2 separate regions of the Mus musculus genome follow, and region 2 is linked to region 1. A link is a loop called in an ENCODE intact Hi-C map of the cell type or tissue named here. Cell type or tissue: heart. All regions are shown on one strand.

Evidence for each region. Hi-C counts contacts between places; a loop is a spot of excess contacts. Peaks named below come from ENCODE experiments on the same cell type or tissue, not always from the same donor. Only the 100,000 strongest peaks of a DNase experiment are listed, where the experiment ranks them.
Region 2: it touches region 1 in a loop (2.3-fold over the local background); 1 of 42 quality-filtered maps calls a loop at or near these places.

Annotation. Positions count from the first base shown.
Region 1 is chr10:60,344,927-60,349,926 of GRCm38, reverse strand. All of the region lies in intron 39 of Cdh23 (cadherin 23 (otocadherin)), which reads left to right. Vsir (V-set immunoregulatory receptor) reads right to left here and starts at 3,076. Exons shown (of 7, transcript NM_028732.4): 1 at 2,824-3,076. The coding sequence starts at 2,905. In heart, CTCF peaks have their summits at 2,852 and 3,068; DNase peaks (open chromatin) are centred at 686, 1,696, 2,746, 3,076 and 2 weaker places; H3K4me3 peaks cover 1,991 bases; H3K27ac peaks cover 2,205 bases; H3K27me3 peaks cover 1,038 bases.
Region 2 is chr10:60,754,586-60,759,585 of GRCm38, reverse strand. No RefSeq gene overlaps it. Among named protein-coding and RNA genes, the nearest start is that of Slc29a3, 4.3 kb to the right of the region's middle. In heart, a CTCF peak has its summit at 2,389 (motif pointing right); a DNase peak (open chromatin) is centred at 2,395.

The DNA of each region.
Region 1 (5,000 bases):
AAAGCCACTAGTATGGAGTCCCCAGAAACCAGGAGATGATACACTACCAGCATCCCAAGGACCAGGCACCCTGGGAAGTCTTGCCTATCAGCTCCACACAGCTGTGTGTAAGGGGAGGCAGAACGCCACCCTAAATTACAGATGGAGGCTTGACCAAGGATGCTGAAAAGCTTGCCCAGCTCACAGACGGCCAGCTAAGATTTGAATACAGGTCTAACCATGAAACAGTTACGCTGGAGTGGAGGAAGCACCTGGGGTGCAGATAGATATACACCAGACTCCTTGCTTAAACACCAGGAAGGCCATGGTCCAAAAGACTCTCCAAAAGAATCCATAAGTATGAGAAGCCAGTGCTAACTTCTGGCAAGGCCACTGGTCCTGGGCAACAGTTGCTTTTGAGCCTAGGACCTCAAGTTTAATACAGCAGGCTCAGTCAGTACCAATAGTCCACATGGGCCCTGTGAATCCTCTGTTTTTCCTGCTTAGACCTACGATCCCGTATCCTGAACTTACAGAGGTGACTCCTTTAGCTTTTCTGTGGTTCCTCTTCCCTAGATCCACAGCAGCCTTGCAGCCTCCCAGCTCCGCCCTCCTTCATGTTTCTGGCCCCTGGGCATCCCAAGACAGCCAGCTCTACCCTCAGGCTGCTGGGTGGGGCTTAAGGATTTCCTAAGCGCTGACCACTACCGGAGCAGAGGCTTTCAGCACGGAGTTTACTCAATAGGGCCTTGCAGGCTTGTTTACCATGAAGGGGAAGACAGCTGCCCCTCTCTGGAACACCAGTGCTCCCATGTGAATGGGCCTCCTGGGTCAGACTAAGGACAGGCAGGGTAGTAACTTCCTCAAATCTTAGGGACACTTGTGGGGAAGAGGTTCTGTACCCCTTGGGGTCTGGGGCACCTGGTTCCAAAGGTAACCCCTGCCCCGCCCCCCATCAGTCCCTGTCAGGCCAGGAAAGGAGTGTCTTCCATGTACTCCAAGTGCCTCCTAAGCTCTGACTGTTTGAAGTCCCCCCAGATACCCCCTCCCCGTCTCACCCTGCCCCAAACACAATTCTTTTCAAGGTAACCCAGCCCCAATGCTGATGGGGGGGGGGGGGGATTCAGCCCCCAGGCCTCCTGACCAGGTCTGCTACAGGAAAGAGAAGGAAGACTTAAAGTATATGAGTTATGACTTAAAGTATAGCCAATGTTGAGGTCAGAGCAGCTCCAGGCTAAAAGTTTCCTCTTGTTTCTTTCCTGAAAGCCTCCTAGATCCCTGATTACCTCCCTGGGAGCTGAAGGGAGGCGGCCTTCAGCTCACCAATCAGCTGGAGTCAGCAAATGCAGTAGGCTGCGAAATCTCTTGGGGGGTGAGGGAGCCCAGCTCCCCCCAGAACCTCTCTGCTGCTGCTGGAAGTTCTGCAAGCTGCTGACCCTCTGCCCTGAAGCTCTAGGACTTAGTTTCCCAAATTGAGGCTGCTGACCAGAAAGCTTCCCATTCTAGTTAGGGTAGGGAAGAGGCAAGGAAAGGGGCCTAGTGGAGTCACCCGGGAGGAGGATAGTAGCCTGAGGTAGATGCCATACTGGCCTTCCTGCCTGCCACTGTCCTCCGTTCTTAGAAGCTATGCCCCTGATGAGCCTTGGGGTTGGGAGTGAAACATCCCCCGCCTGTATCGCCACCCCATCCCTGCCACAGGCTCTCTCCTGTGGTGAGGAAAGGCAGGCCAGGGCTTCAGTCTTCTGTCTATAGGGTGTGGGTGCCTTCTTTCTTATCAGAAGTCCAGGCCAGCCTCCCAGTATTGATAAAGAGTTAGTTCCCTGTCTCTCCTCCCTTTCAACCCCTTAACCCCTCTTCCTTCTTTTCTGATGCAGCTATTGGCTCCCTCTGCGGAGCTGAGCATTCCATCTCTGTCCTGACAATGGTGACTCCCTCTGGACCCTTCCTCTCCCCTGCCTTGCAGAAGCCACCCGTGCCCTGGGTTCTGAGCAGGGAAGTATCAGGCAGGCCATCTCAGGGGACCCACCTGTCTACTGTTTGGGCAACTATCAGGGTATCCTCCCCTTTTTCTTTGAGATCTTCACCGAATAAACAAAGATTGGGCTCTAGGGAGCCCCTGTGTCCCGGAACAATGTACAGATTGTGAGTCTGGACTTTGGAAGTGACATCTCCCTGTGTGGGGCTTCTGTGTCCCTGCCGAGGAGTTATCCAAGCTGGTTGCTGGGCTCAGGGGAGTGTCCCTCGTGTCTTTCTTACTCATCCAAATCAACTCCTCAGCTGTAATAAGGTTAAATGACAGAAGCCCACTGATCACTCAAACGGGTCCTTAGACTTTCAGTACAGAGCAGGTGACAAGCATGCTCAGATTCGGGAGTGTCCATCAAGACTCACACACAAGTGTCAAGGGGGATAGAATACCAGGGTCACAGCACCACACCCCCTAAGTCCTCTTAGACTCTGTTGCCAGAAGTCAGGGAGATGCCCCAGGTGTCAAAATGCACTCAGCAACCGCCATAGGACGGGGTGATTCTCCTCCGGCCCATCTCCTGCCTTGCAGAAGTTCTTCATGGCCCCTGCTCTGGACTCTCGGGTCAGGGAAGTGTCTGGCAGGCAGTCCCCAAGGGACACCCGTGCCTGCTGTTTTGGCAGCTGTTAGCAATTAAAGATGTGCCTGATGAAGGATGGAGACACCACTGCACCCTGCTGGGCTGTCCCAGCGGAGCAGCGGTAAGGTGAAGGTTACCGCAGGCTGAGGGGATTCAGGGCACTCCCATCCTGCCCCCTACACTACCGGGCTGTACTCCCTAGAGCTCTCGCTAGCACCCCACCGCCTGTTGATCTTACCTCTGGATGCAGCCAGGAAAATAGCAAGGAGCAGGGTTCCCCAGCGCGGGCTGCTGGCCTCTGGGACCGCGGGGACACCCATGTCGCCGTCGAGCCGGGCAAGAGCAGAAAGAGACTGCTGGAGTGCGCTTGGAGCAAGCGGGACTCCAGGAGCCCAGGGAGCCGGCTGTACACGCCGCTCGCTCGCTAGAGTGAATGCTGAGCCCAAGGCGAGGCAGGCGGCCGAGCAAGCTCCCCGCCCAGCAGCGCCCCCGAGGGGCGGCGGGCGGTACGGCGTCTCCAGAGCCCAGGGATGGGGGTGGGGAAGGGCTGGAGTTGCTGATAGAAGTGGCAAGTGTCCAACCAGCCACTTCCCCCTGTAAGTCCCGGTGCTTTTTAGAGATCGTGAGGGCCGTGCATACTAAAGTGTGGACCCTAGTCTAACCCAGCTTGCCTTGCGGTTCTCCTAGTCTGGAGGCAGGACTTTGGCTCCCTGTTCTCCAGCAGCCCAGGGTAGATGGGTGGGCGGGTAGGTGGATAAGTAAGGGAAATCTACGATGACTTTAGCAAGTGGGAGGGAGTTTGGCTCATTCTGCGCTTGTGTGCCCTGCAGCTGATACACCTGGTACAGTTATGTCCACCGGCTAACACACCTGAAACACGCGCAGGGCATGCACAAGCCCAGAACTTCCCAACCTCAGGACACGCTCCTGCATCTGTTGGTGTGCCCCATGGAACCTTCTCAGCCTCTTTCCCCCAGGGCTTTATCTATGGCTGGGCTGTTATTCATAGGCTCCCTTGATTCTGTCTTGCTGGTAGTTTGTTTTCAACATACTTGTGTGGAGTTTTGTTTCTGTGGGGTTTGTATTGTTTTGTTTGGGCGGAGTTTTGTTTGTGGTTTTTGAGGGGTTAGCTTTCTGAGACAGGATGCTGCCTTGTAGCTCAGGCTGCCCTCAAGACTCTTCTACCTCGCCTAATGCATGCTGGGATTGCAGGGATGCACCACCATGGCCCCTCTACAAACTCACTCCCATGCTGTCCTCCGGGCCCTCATAGGTATCTACACTCATCCTTGTACTTGCGATCACTTAGAGCTTGCTCCACTCTGTTCTTTCCTGGCCTGACCTTGGAGCCCCCTCCCCAACCCCTCCTGTCAGTGCTTCCTTCAGCCACAAGACCAGATCTGAGCTAGGAACCAGTAAATTCCTTACCTGAGTTCCCCTGCCCTACTGAGTTTTGAGGACCATGGCCTCCCACCGGTGTGTGTGTGTGTGTGTGTGTGTGTGTGTGTTTTGTATATATATATATATATATATATATATATATATATATATATATATATATACACATGAGAACACCAATGAGAACACCAGAAGATATATGTGTGTGTATACACACATTGTGTGTGTACTCATGTGTGTACACGTGTACATGTGTGTATGCATGAGAACCCTAGATTTTATAGATATAGATATAGTGTGTGTATGCTCATGTGTTTACGTGTGTACATTTATCTATGCATGAGAACATATATATATATGTTTACATATATACATATGTGTGTATACTGTGTGTGTGCTCATGTGTGTACATGTGTGTGTGTGTGTGTGTGTGTGTGTGTGTGTGTTTATGTGTGTTCCATCATCTCAGACTAGCCTTGACCTTCCTGTGTAACGGGAATAGTCTTGAACCTCTAATTCTTCTACCTCTGCCTACTGAGTGCTGGGATTATAGTGGATACCACCATACCCAGCTTCCCCAGTGTTGAGTCAGACATGGGGACTCAGACATTCTAGGCAAGTACTCTGCCAGCTGAGGGGTACCCCCTCCCCAGTGATTCTCTTCTTCACTCTGTTTCAGTGCTGGGCATTGATCCAGGGCCTCAGGGATGCGAGGCAAGTGCACTGCCACTAAACTGCATCACCAGCCTCCTTTGTCTCCTTTGTTTCTTTCTTTGTTTCCTTTCTCTTAACTTCTCAATAAGCTCCCCGGGAGTGCCTTGAGTTGATCACAGCCTTTCTATCACTGGCCTCTCAAGTATCTGAGATCGTAGGCCTGTCCCACCACACACAGCCTCCCAGCTCCCATGTGATCCAGTCCCTTATACAGGATGGACGTGAAAAGGCTGTCATCTGCACTGTCACCTGGGGGACAGACTTGAAAGTAAGCCCTGTCTAGATAGAATGGTAGAGGTTACC
Region 2 (5,000 bases), 410 kb before region 1:
TCTCCCTGAGAAATCACACCATGAGACAGACCTGGTGGTATAAGGGAAGTTTGTTTGGGGGAAGGGAGGGGAGTGAGGACCTGGAGAAGGGGTAGGGGCAGAGAGATGGGGCAGAGCCACAGAGCATGAGGGTCGGGGGAGGGAGGGTAAGGAATAATAGAAAGGCCTGCCAGGAACATGTGGGTGTGTGTGTGTGAGGAGAGAGAGAGAGAGAGAGAGAGAGAGAGAGAGAGAGAGAGAGAGAGAGAGAGAGAGAGAGAGGACGAAGGTGACAAGCAGTCTTTATGTAAGCCAGGCCACTGAACAGATGATGATGTAAGCTGTTGCTAGGTCTCTGGGATGAACTTAGCAGAATCACCTGTAAGCTAACAACTCCTCCATCTAGAGATGAAGTTTAGCCAGGTATGGTGGCATACAACCTTAATCCCAGCACAGGAGGATCTAGAGTTCAAGGCTATCCTTGGCTAATTAGTGATCTGGAGGTCAGCCCTGGGAGAGTCTACCTTGGATAATTCCTGAGTCACAAAAAGATGACCGCCCTCAGAGACTGATGGTTAAAATAGCGATGGCCTGCATACCCATATGTGTGTGAATGAGGCACTATTAGGAGGTGTGGCCTTGTCAGAGGAAGTGTGTCACTGTGGGGGTGGGCTTGAGGGCTCCTATGCACAAGCTTCACCCAGTGCAGAATACATCTCTCTTTGGCTGCCTTTGGATCAAGATGTAGAACTCCCCACTCTCCCAGCACCAGGTCTGCCTGCACACTGCCATGCTTCCTGCTATGGTGATAATGGACTGAACCTCTGAAATTATAAGCCAGTCCCAATTAAATGTTGTCCTTTATAAGAGTTGCCTTGGTCACGGTGTCTCTTCACAGCAATTACATCACCACAAAGCTCCAAGAATCACAGTAAGAAGCTGCTTATACTGTGCTCAGGGCTCCAGCACAGGTCCCAGCAACAGCCAGCACCACCAGTCAGACACACAAACAGGTGAAGAAGGGAATTGGAGCCTCAGCCGTTGAACCTTCCCGGTGATGTAGCAGAAACCACAGGACAGAGACAACTGTGCTTGCTGCACACCCCCCGTGGTATAGTAAACACTTTACACTGTAGTGTGCAATGGGAATTCATTTAAGCTATAGTGAGCAGAAGAGAAGACCTTCTGGGGCTCAAGCATTGCTCAGTTGTGTGATGGTTAATACTGAGTCTCATCTTGACAGAAGAGACAAGCGTGGGAAGGGCTACTTGTAAAGGATTCTCTAGACGCACTATTGAAGCAGGAAGACCAGCGGTACAGTCACATGGGCTGGGGTCCCTGGCTGGGTACCATTCATTCCACTCTGCCCCTAACAGGCATGCCATCTGATGAAGTGACTCAGACTTTTCCTGCCAGGCCTTACCCATCATGACAGAGGACTGGGAGCCACCAAACTAGGAGCCACCAGACTGGGAGCCACCAAACTGAGAGCCAAGAAAAGCCCTCCATTAAGTTCCTTTTGCCCTAACGCTTACCACACGAGTAAGAAAGGTAACTAAGGCAGGTGTGCATGATACCATGTGAAGTCCTTTGCGAACGCCATGTGAGGTTTGCATACAGATCTCTATGTGGATTATAGGAAGCTGGAACATGAGAGATTAAAAAAAATAAATAAATAATAAACAAAGGCTGTGGGATGGAGACTGTGACAAAGAAAGACAAGGGGCAGTGGGTCCAGGAGGCTCCTGAGCAGGAAAGGGGGTGGGTTCTGGAGCACGGTAGGGAGCAGTCAGCTGGAGAAGCAGAAGAGAGGGGACCAGGCTAAGGAGGCAGAACGAGGAAAGGGATATAGGGAAGGGTGAACACCCTAGTTAGTGATGTTGATCTTTTCTGTGGGGACAGGAGGACAGACCATGCCCGTGGGGCGTGTCCCTGGGGTTTGAAGAAGGTGATAGAGAAGCTGAGGTGCGCAGGGAATACTGGGAAGCCCTGGCTTGGGTTGGTGGTCATGTATTCAAATGGACCCTCCTGACTGCTGGTGTCTCTCTAGACACCCTCATAAACTGGGTCAAAGTGAGCCACCCAGAGCACCAGAAAAACAGAGATATGGGTGTTTGGGTATTACTAAGACCTTGGGCTCTAAGCAGACAAAGGGGTGTCCCCACGCATGGAGCAGGGACAGAGGGCTCAAGGGCCACAGTCCCGTAAAGGTCATAACTTCCCGAGAGAGCTGATGAACCAGCACATATCAAGGAGAGGTGACTGGCATCAACTGGGGAAAGGACTTGGATTAGAACTAGTTGTTGTGGGAATCTTAGAATTACAAGTGCCTCATCTGGGGGCCGTGGAATCCTGAAAAAAAAAATCTGACCAATGAGGTTAAAACAGGGACGTTGCAGTGGCAGAAAATGACCTCAAGGTGGCAACATCTACCAGTAAAACCCGATGGACTCCCTTGAGCCGGCCAGGCTGACTCCAAAGAAGGTACTCCCAGCACCTGAGTGGAAAGGCTGGAGAGGGAAGGCTGGCGGCTCAAAGCCCCCCCCCACACTACCCCCGCCACCCTGGCAGGAGGCTGGACCACCTAGGAAGATTCTGTCCTTTTTATTTTATTTTGGTTTTTTGAGCAAGAAAAGTACCTACCAATTTTGTTGAAAAGGTATCCACAATTTCTTTTGTGAATTTAAATTTTAATAATTTTATTAATTTTTAAAGAATGTTATAGAATGTATTCTAATCATATCCACCCCAGCTCCCCCCACCTCCACTTCAACTCCCTGTCCACCCAACTTGCTGTGCTATCCTAGTTCCTCTCTCTCTCTCTCTCTCAACTTGTGGAGTTCCATTTGCATTGTCTAAATTAGCTATCAAATGCCACTTTCTCTTCCAGAAGGGGTGGAACTTCCTGCCCACTTGGCCCTACTTTCATGCTGGGATTTTGTCTGGCTTAAGTTTGCATGGGCCTTAAGTCTTAATTTGGGTTTTATTGCTGTGAAGAGTCACCATGACCATGGCAACTCTTAAAAAGCAAGCATATAACTGGGGTTACCTTACAGCTTCAGAGGTTTAGTCCATCATGGTGGGAAGCATGGAATCATGGGAGTAGATGTAGTGCTGGAGACCTTGATCCAAAGGCAACCAGGAGGAGACTGGATGTGTTTTACACTGAGCATGGCTTGAGCATTTAAGACCTCCACAGTGACACACTTACTCCAACAAGGCCACACCTCCTCCAACAAAGCCACACCTCCTCCAACAAGACCACACCCCTTCCAACAAGGCCACACCCCCTCCACCAAAGCCACACCTCCTAATAGTGCCACTCTCTTTGGACAAGCATCCAAACACAGGAGTCTATGGGGGCCACACTAATTTAAACTACCACAGCCTGCTATCATAACCACTGTGGGTTCATGTGTGTAGCATCCCTGTTGTGCCTCAGAACAGAACACTGTGTGCTTGCCACATTTACCACCTTTGGCTTTTATCATGTTTCTATACTCTGTCAGTGATCCCTGAGTCTCAGAGGGAAGGGTGTTCTATATACATCCCATTTAGGACTGCACACTCCACAGTCTCATTCTCTACATGGGCTAGTCATGGGGAAAGGCCATGTAGTTAAAAAAAAAAAAAAAAAAAAGATCCCAGGTATAATGAACGCTGTTTATTGTCAACCACACAGAAGTTAGAAGCACAGCAAATGGGCCTCCAGCCATGTCTGTGATGCAATATTTAAACTACACTGATTGAAGTGGGGGGACCCAGCCCATGATGGGTGGCACCATTCCCTACTCAGGGAAATCTTGAACTGTATAAGGATGAAGAAAGCTAGCTGAGCACATGCGTGCACTACTCTCTGCTGACTTCAGATGGAATGTAACCTGCTGCTGCTGGCTCTTGCTGCCTTGATTTCCCTGCCAAGATGGGCAGGAAATAGAATTGTGGCCTAACCCCTTTCTCCCTTAAAGTGCTTTGTCCATGGTATTTGATCACAGGAACAGAAAAGTAAACTAAGACATCCAGTAAGGGCAGAAAAGGGAGAGCAGGCAGACCTACAGTCTTGGAAAGTGAGGACCCAAATACTTTTTATGGGCCCACTCAACCTGAATTCCCCAAAACTGCCTAAGTATTTTGTTAACTGGACACAATCTGTAGTCATCTGAAAAAAACCCTCTTCCATCAGATTGGTCTGTAGGCAAATCTATGGGGCATTTTCTTAACTAGTGATTGACCCACTGGGGATAGTGTCGTGTGTTGCAGGATACTTGATCACACTGTGAACCCCGAGATTGTGTGGTTTACTGGAAAAATCTGTTTCTAGTTGTGGTGTGACTCAGCCTTAGTACACACCTTTAATCCCTCTGGCTGGAATGCAGACATGCCCTTAGTACACACCTTTAATCCCTCTGGCTGGAATGCAGACATGCCCTTAGTACACACCTTTAATCCAAAACAATGAAGGTAAAGTTAGTTTGGAGAAGGTAGCACCCATGTTTGAAAGTGATATCTTATTGAGTGGCAGACAAAGTGATGAATCAGAGAAAGATTTGACAGAATAGGATCTGCCCAACTCTCACAAGAACAGAGAGAAAAGAGAGGCTACTTAAGAGAGAGCAATGCAGAGAGGAAGAGGGGAGGAAGACAGTCCTTACTGGGACAGTTGTCCAGAGACAGGTTGCAGAGGGAAAACAAGCCAGACACAGGTGAAGACAGAAGGAACCAGAGAATGAGAGGGAGCCCAAGGACCAGAACAGATTGCTGAAGTTAGTATGAGCCTGAGCAGAGCAATTCAGGAGAAGCCTAGAAAAGCCAGATTGAGTCAGTCAGTGTAGAGAGGACTTTGAGCCAGAATAGCTGAGTTGAACCAGACAGCCAGAACTCAGAAAAAAAAACTAGGAAAGGGTGAGCTTGAAATTCAGCAGTCTCAGAGGCTGTAAACATTCTAGGCCTAGGTAAGATTGTACAGAGGCTAGAAGCTTCCAAGACTAGGCCTAGGTTAGCAGACAGAGGCAGTAAACCTC